3 separate regions of the Homo sapiens genome follow, and all the other regions are linked to region 2. The links are chromatin contacts, found by Hi-C or POLR2A ChIA-PET in ENCODE. All regions are on one chromosome and are shown on one strand. Each heading gives the region's core, a stretch centred on a gene start or an enhancer-like site at or near the end of the contact. The rest is flanking DNA. Distances are from core to core; before and after follow the strand shown. Region 1 has its middle 55 kb from the start of LINC01695. Region 2 has its middle 140 kb from the start of HEMK2. Region 3 holds the start of USP16 (ubiquitin specific peptidase 16).

Region 1 (2,700 bases), core at 31-2,530, 460 kb after region 2:
TGTTAATTTCTTTTTCATGATTTTTGCTTTTTTTCTTCAGGAGCATCTTTATTCTTGTTGATTTATAGACTTATATAATCTTTCTTTTTGTTTCTTTTCTGAATTAAATATCTTCTTCCATTTTTCCATCTGTTTCTTAACTTTTGTCTATGTTATGATTCATAGACTATAAATCTGCATTTTGGCATATTGAAAATTATCTTTTTTGTCTTACATTTGTGTTTTTGGTATTTTTGTTTAAGATACCATTCTAAGATCCTGCTACAAAGATATTCTATTACATTTTCTCTAGAAATTTTATGGTTTTTAATTGACGTAGTGTACGTGTGTGTGTGTGTGTGTGTGTGTGTGTAGGTGTGTATCATGTTATGTAGAAATCTAGGTTTTTCCTATTTATAGTACAAACCCTTTCAGAATTCAAAGTTGATTACAATTATGTTTAGGTAAAAAAGGATTTCAACAATATCAACACAAATATGGCATTTTCACTGAAAATCTGCAGTCTAAATAGGTACACAAAAAGGAAAGAGAAATACTTGGAAGATCCAAATTTATACCCTGCCAAAATATCATTATCTAAGTAACACTGTTTTCTATTTGATATTTCTAGAATTACAGACTACTAGGAAAACCTGAGACTTAGCTAGCAGCAGCTAGTGGCACAGGTGAGATTTCTTTCAAATCTCAATGGCTTTCATGTGGATGTTGACTGATGGAAGAAGAAAAACCTGTCTTTGATAAAGTACAAACAATTGCTTCAAGCACTCTGACTTCACCTTGACCTGTTTTCAAGTGATTAATTTCATCATATAAATAGCTACAATACAACACTGACAGGGCTTCAGCTTAGACAACCCTTCACCCCTGGCCCTCAGGCCTCAATTCCTTTACTATTTATATCTTTAGGAGCTGGCACCACTTTTTCTTGTAACAATGCAACAATAACTACTAAATCTAGATCTTTTTATCTTCTGCCCAACCTCCCCCAAAATGCTGATGTTCAGAGTATTGTACAGTAGACAGACAATCCATCATGTCAAATGTGCTGGCAGACTGGCTGACTTCTGCCTTTATGGAATTCAATGCCTTGCCAAGTAAATAAATATAGTAAAAAACACAGCCAAAATTAGATATGCCTTTAAATAAGTTATTATAGGAAATTTGCCAAGAGCTTTTTCTTTCCCGTCTCCCAGACTGCCTGTGTGTAAGGTCAAAAGGTCAGAGTAGATTCTGCCTCGCCAGTTCTAACATCACATCATCACATAGTTCCACTCTGCTTCATGATCCTTCCTGCTAATCAAAGCAAGCCTGTGGAGTCTGTTCGAAGTTACTGAAGAATTATTTAGCAATCCTGCCAGAGCTCCTCGCCTATTGTTCACAACCAGGAGTGTTATCTCATCTTTGGGCCAAAGAACAGTTTATCTTTCCTCAGAAAGACAGATATGAAAGCACTTAAGGGGCACACACTCTCTAGCCAATCATGAAAAATCACATCCAAAAGCTATTTTGCAACTTCTCAGCTACTGGGTCAATTTGTCCGATATCTAAATAGTTCCTCCTTTTGTTAAAGAAATTTCCTGCTTTGAAGAAAACATTAGAGATGAAAGGTTACAAAAACTTGGTGGAGTGAGAAGAAACTTGCATTGGACAGAACGCATAAGGAGATGCATTCCCTTTAAAATCAAACAAGGAGGAAGCTTTTGTTGCAGTTAAACTGATCCAATTTCCATTATGTTTAAAATGATTTTTGTTCAGAAGTGTACAAACCAAAGGTGTTTACTAAAAAACTTTACCACTTATGGTATTATTTTAAAAAAGATAAATAAACGTACCTCTTCTAAATATTTAAAACATGAAATATTTATCTCAAATGCGAATTGATTTTTGACGCTGATTATCAAGTAGAGGTCTTGACTGCCGCACACTGAAGTGTAACTGCCTTTCCATGCAGGCATGACCAGAGCATAATTAATATCCCACATATTTGAGGCACAGAGATCTAAAAATCTCTATGTAGCACTGCCAGGAGCTTGAAATCGAGGAGCGAAAAGTATTTGAATAGCCAAAATTAACATTGCAAAGCCCTGACTTGAAAGCCAATGTAAATCCTACAAGTGAATCCCATGCCATAACTCATCTGATTAACTTGATTTTTACATTTACTTTCCCCATTTTAAGCACAGAAAAGGACAGAGAGCAGGCTGGGTCCATATTACTATACTTGCTTTACAGATGAGAAAAGCCCAGACTTAATGAGGTTAACTATGTTGCCCAAGTCCAAACATTAAATGTTTTAGATTTTAGGGAATATGATCATAACTTGTTTAATAAAGAAGATAAATTCAGAGACCCTTAACCATCAGAAACCCCTTTCTCCGTATGTAAAGCGGAGGCATGTAAGTGTCTTTGCAGGTTGGTGTCTGTCCAAGCGAGAGCTGGCTTTCTCTGGCCCTTCAGCTGCCAGCTCCGTCTGCCGGTGTTGCTCGATCTTGGAGGTTTTTTACCAACTTGTGATAAGCTATTGAATAGGATCAGAATAGGGCTAAAGAAAGTCTATACCAGGGAAGTGGTAGCAGGATTAAAATGAGAGACTGATTTGAAAAATGTTTTAGAAACAATATTTGAGACTTATCAAAAAGTAAGTATCCATCATCTATTCCTTTTTGGGAAATATCTTATGGATGGATGATATGAGATTGA
Region 2 (2,700 bases), core at 144-2,643:
CTTTCTATCACGTCACCCTATTTTGATTTCCAGTATAGTTATACATTTTATAAGCTACATTTATCACTCATATATTCCCTTAAAAATATTTATTTTCCGTTGCTCATCTCCCTACCTGCACACATGGTCGTGAGCAAAGAACTTGCTTGTCCTACTGATCTCTGCATTCTCAGTGCTCGGTGATATTTGTTGAATGAATGCAGGGCAATGCTATGTCTATGCTTTATGTCATTATCTTCTGACTCACTGCAAAGACAGGAGTCCCCCACGGGCAAGGAACATACTAAGAGTAGTATGTACCTCATGTTGTTATTGAGACATTTCAAAACATGTAAACATATTTACAGTGATGAAGTATACAGAATACTGCCTGCCACAGAAAAAGCTCCAAATAAATATCAGCTGTTGTTACTGTAGGATGTATACATATTTTTATTTATATTCATATAGTTTTGTTATACATATAAAACAAAACGTTTTATCAGTTTTTATTACTTACACATGTCTACATTATATATGGTGTTAGCTATTGTTATTCTGTTATTTGATAGAGTATCCAATAAAATATGTTACAAGATTTTGCTAAATACCATAAACTAAATGCCGACCACTTTTTTCTCACCTGGCTCTATTTCAGGATTCAGCCAGGTTTCTCTGTCTGGGAGTGTTAATGTTTCTTAGCTAAGCAGCTGCAGTATCTGCGGTTACTGAAATCGTCCTGAAGGTGGCAGCGGAGAGCTAAGGTTTGGAAAGTGCTCACATGTTCTTGTATACATGCTGGGATAGGATTTGAAGGGGGTGAGAAAAGTTATTCCATGGGGCTGTTTTTGCATCTTCAAAATTCCTTTCATCATTATTATTGTTGGGAAGGGGTGTGTTATATGTCGGGAAGCTGCTCAAATGCAAATGATATCTGGGAAGTGGCAGCCAGCTATTATTCATGAAACCTCAGGCAACGTGAGAGCATTAGAGCATTCATCCAGATGCAGGAAAGTGGAACTGCTGGTGAGGTGAGATAGAGGGCAGGTAAAGGGAAGAAAAGGGCTTGGTTTTGGATGGGCGTTTTCTTGGTTCCGAGGACTTCTTGATCTGTGGAGAGGGGTACAGGCAGGAGAGGTCAAAGCTGAGCCCTCTAACTGACGGGGCCAGGGCAGGGCCCCTCTCGTCCGGGTCTAAGGCAGTAAACTCCTGGAACAATCTCATACAACATCCATCTGCTTGTTTAAATAACAAGCCGATTCTATCATGTCTATGTGTACAAATCAGACTCTCTGGGGAGTAAGTATGTGAAAGGAGACTGGAAATATCGTTAACGATTTTCAGACATTTTCTCCAACTAAATCTGAAATACTGCATACTGACCACGAGATGACAGTATTGCACCACTAAATGCTTACACCACAAGCTTCCATCTTGTAAGCTCTTAGAGATCTAACACAAAATCACTGTGCTTCCCACTCGCAGCAGTCATTGGAATTATGCTTATAAACAGCAATTTTTCTTTATTTGCACTTTTTCCATAAATGAGGAATACATTTTTTGCCAATAGTGGCTACTGTATGTATACTTCGGTTATTGTCTTGGGAAAATGGGTGTTGAAAAAATTGAATTGTCTGTGACTCTACACATTTTATAATTCAAAATTTGTGAATAAAATTAATCAGCATGTGAGTTAAAGTGCAGTATTCCTTCAGCTAGAACTGCAAGACCAAAAAAACCCCATAAAAGTGTTTGGTTTATAATTTACTGTTTTTAATTTATGGTCTATAGTAAGATTTTCTAAAAGCATGAAACAGAATGGTTCTAACATATGGTTTTATATAGTTTACATATTTATAACCATGTTTATCTAAAATAGCTCTCTGTAATGCATTTATGTGGTTGAAGAGTTTGAAAAGGTGATTATCAAATGAAATAATGTATGTAAAATACCCAGCTCAAGCCTCACACATGGCAGGAATCATAATAAATAGAGGCTCTTGTTTCCTTTATTAAGAAGAAATCATAAATTAGTGGATAAGTGCAAAAATCCTTTGCTACTATGAAACAGGAGAGGCCAAACAGTGAGATATCATAGAGTGAGTTGCCTCTTATGCCTTTCTAGTTGAGTAGTCAGAGAATGAAAAACTACTTAAGGTTCTACCCTTCCACAGACACTGCAGATGAAAGTGTTCGGCAATTAACCATGAATGACTTTCAGGAACAGCAAATCCATGCTTTTCTATTTTACTCAACTTGGATTACATCTGTAGTGCAAATTTAAAAGAACACTTCTGGGGACAGTTTTTCCCAGGATCTATTTATTGTCTCATTTTTTTCTTTTTTTAATTGTTAATTTATTTTATTTTTGTAAAATATTTTAATGTTTATTTTAGGTTCAGGAGTACATGTGCAGGTTTGTTATATAGGTAAACTCATGACTCAGGGGTTTGGTGTACAGAGTATTTAATTACCCAGGTACTAAGCATAGTATCAGATAGTTTTTTCTCTTCTGAACCTCTCCCTCTTCCCAGCCCCCACCCTCAAGTAGGCCTCAGTATCTGCTATTTCCCTCTTTCTGTCCATGAATTCTCATTATTTAGCTCCCACTTATTAGTGAGAACATGTGGCATTTGGTTTTCTGTGTTAGTTTGCTGAGGATAACAGCCTCCAGTTCCATCCACGTTTCTGTAAAGGATGCAATCTTGTTCTTTTTCATGG
Region 3 (2,700 bases), core at 139-2,638, 280 kb before region 2:
AAGCCTTAGACAATCATTCTACTCTAAATAAACCTCTCCACTGAACTTCCCCAGTATTTATGGTATGCTCTAGTCATCTTGTCCCCTTATCCCATATTCTAGTGAATTTCTTAAATCTTTAATCTGGGTTTATGTTATTTCTGTAAGCAGAATCTAAAGTTCTTAGAAAAATAAATGGTTTCAAGCACAGTTTTGGAACTGCCTATAATATCTAGCATAATGTTAGTACATAGCAGGTCCTGAAGAAATACTTCTTGCATTGAAATAGAAAAATAGAATAGTACCTGAGGCATAAAGGATGATTACAAGGTGCAAAGGTAGGTACATAAGAATGAAGCAAACAAGTTCTGGTGAAAAAGAAAAGGGTGAAAAATGAGAAGTCAGAAGTCTGCAGTAGTGAAGACAGCACTAGTAAATCTGGTTTGAGGATTGCAGCAGCTTAGACTCCATAGGAAAACTTGAAAGACGAATTGTTAATTACTGCAGGCAGAGGACAGAGGGGTCACTCCAGTGCTGCGGAAAGAGCCTCAGTAAAGTTCTGACAACTATAAAGGCAACTAATGAGTCATGAGGAGAGCATATTGTGACTTCCATCAGCTATAAAACATCAATAAACTTAATACACTTTTCAAGTAGTGTCATCGGATGAGCATTAACGTCTTAGTGAAATGACTCTTCGCAGGACTCCATACAAAATCTAAATCAAAGATAGTCTTGCCGGTTCTCATATTATTCCAAGTCTCTTCACTCTCTGCCCTCCCAGTCTTCCCCTGCCTACTCGGTTCCATTAAAAATGTAAGCGTGTGGAAAACTTTGTCAGCAGGTGTTAACGTGGCTTTCAAGTTTTGCGTATATCAATCCCCTCCTAGATATAGTCAATTGGATAAGTGACAGATCCTGCTTTTCCTACCAGCCGTATGAACACGGCTGCAAATCCAGCTCCAACCCATAGGGAAGTCCCTGCCACGCGCCACCCACCCATTTGCTCGGCGCCTGCCACACCTTCCCTCTCCTCCCCTTCTAACTGCTCCGATCCCACGGGGGAACCTCTGGGTCCACGGGGTCGAGAAGGCCGCCAGCAGCGGCATCTCATTGGCCAGCTTCTGGAACTGACAGAACATGCAGCCAATGAGATCGCAGTACCGGAAAGTAGCCGGGTTACGTGCTTAAGGAGAGCGGCCTTCAAGAAGAGAACGAAGTTGGGGCGGAAAACAGGAGCTCTCCCAGCGCAGAAAGCCAGGCGAGCGACGACTGCCAGGCAGTGGGACCAGAACTCACCCACGGCGACAGAGCCCATAACTGCATCCCCTCATGGGCCTTTGGGCTGGGCAGCCAGCTCCGTCTTCCTCCTGGTGACGAATTGAGAGCGACGGAGTCGAAGCCAGAGTGACCCCTGGAAAGCAATAACTTCCGGAACGCGGCATTATGGGAAGTGGCTAGGCCACCACCACCCCACCCCCACCTCCCGGGACCATCGGCTCTGACGCTAGTAAATCTGCGCCTGCGTGCGGCTTGCGCCGGATGTTCGGGTTTAGGGGTTTGGTTGTCAATGGGTTTTCTCGTCTCTGACATAACCACGAAGTTATATAAATGCTCCTGAAGTGTGGGCATCCGGTGGTGGTCTGAGCCTTGGAGTTTCCTAGATGGTTACCTTTCTGGAACACATTATATTTGGAGCTAAAAGGGGGAACGCTTAAATTTGTTTCCGTAATTCTGTCCTGTCGACTTCTAAAACTGAGTACCTAAGTTGTCTTGAATTTACCTTCCTGCACCATGTCAGAATAAAAAACGCAGCGAGTGATTTTTTGTTTGTTTGAGACGGAATATCCCTCTGTCGCCCAGGCTGGAGTGCATTCTTCTGCCTCAGCCTCCCGAGTAGCTGGGACTACAGGCGCACGGCACCACGCCCAGCTAAAATTTTTGTATTTTTAGTAGAGACGGGGTTTCACCAATTGGCCAGGCTGGTCTCCAACTCCTGACCTTGTGATGCGCCCGCCTCGGCCTCCCAACGTGCTGGGATTACAGGCGTGAGCCACCGCGCCCGGCCGCGAGAGTGAATTTTTAAAGCAAAACCGAAAGACGGTGTCAGATAAATTGCGGGGGAGGAGGGGATTTTCAAATATTTACTGTCCATTCTTTGAAAATTTGTAAGTGCGAGCCCTGGCGCGGTGGCTCACCCCTGTAATCCCAACACTGGGAGGCCGAGGCGGGTGGATCACGTGAGGTCAGGAGTTCGAGACCAGCCTGGCCAACGTGGTGAAATCCCGTCTCTACTAAAAATACAAAAAATTAGTCGGTCGTGGTGGCGGGCGCCTGTAATCCCAGCTATTCGGGAGGCTAAGGGGGAGAATCGCTTGAAGTCTGGAGGCAGAGGTTGCAATGAGCCAAGATCACTCCATTGCACTCCAGCCTGGGCAACAAGAGCAAAACTCCCTCTCAAAAAGAAAAAAAGAAAATATGTAAGTGCACACTTTGTGCCAAGCCTTTCCTCAAATGAATTAAACATAGGCCTCTCTGCCCTGGAGTCTTAGTTTAGTAGAGAAGATAGTAATCGCTACCGTGGGGGTCGGGGGAGTTGCAGATAGCTATAGAAAAATAGATATGTAAACAGGTAATTCACCATAAAAGAACAATTGGTCATAAAATAAATGTCCATCCTTACTAATCAGATAAAAGGAGTTTAAGATGGTGGCATACTAA

The links. A loop is a pair of places that touch in the nucleus more often than their neighbours do. ChIA-PET counts read pairs that join two places held with the same protein, here RNA polymerase II (POLR2A). Pooled maps may share reads with other maps.
Region 1: a map of endothelial cell of umbilical vein shows a loop between it and region 2 (3-fold over the local background). The contact joins two enhancer-like sites. A Hi-C loop is called at or near these places in 2 of 168 maps with a recorded cell type or tissue (endothelial cell of umbilical vein and posterior vena cava) and 4 of 50 pooled maps.
Region 3: a loop to region 2 is called in a pooled map, with 3 times the contacts of the local background. The contact joins the promoter of USP16 here to the enhancer-like site in region 2. A Hi-C loop is called at or near these places in 5 of 50 pooled maps. POLR2A ChIA-PET finds 5 or more read pairs at or near these places in 2 of 52 experiments (HEK293 and activated CD4-positive, alpha-beta T cell).

The regions. Positions count from the first base shown.
Region 1 is chr21:28,282,396-28,285,095 of GRCh38, reverse strand. No RefSeq gene overlaps it. Among named protein-coding and RNA genes, the nearest start is that of LINC01695, 55 kb to the right of the region's middle. Within about 2 kb of position 1,280, at least 5 of the 41 ENCODE cell types and tissues checked have a DNase peak (open chromatin) inside an H3K27ac peak, as active enhancers do; they include endothelial cell of umbilical vein, where a contact is called at or near this core.
Region 2 is chr21:28,743,909-28,746,608 of GRCh38, reverse strand. It overlaps a transcript of HEMK2 not described here. Among named protein-coding and RNA genes, the nearest start is that of HEMK2, 140 kb to the left of the region's middle. RefSeq lists an enhancer at 909-998. Within about 2 kb of position 1,393, at least 10 of the 41 ENCODE cell types and tissues checked have a DNase peak (open chromatin) inside an H3K27ac peak, as active enhancers do; they include endothelial cell of umbilical vein, where a contact is called at or near this core.
Region 3 is chr21:29,023,356-29,026,055 of GRCh38, reverse strand. USP16 (ubiquitin specific peptidase 16) reads right to left here and starts at 1,388. Exons shown (of 18, transcript NM_006447.3): 1 at 1,279-1,388. RefSeq lists an enhancer at 1,123-1,512.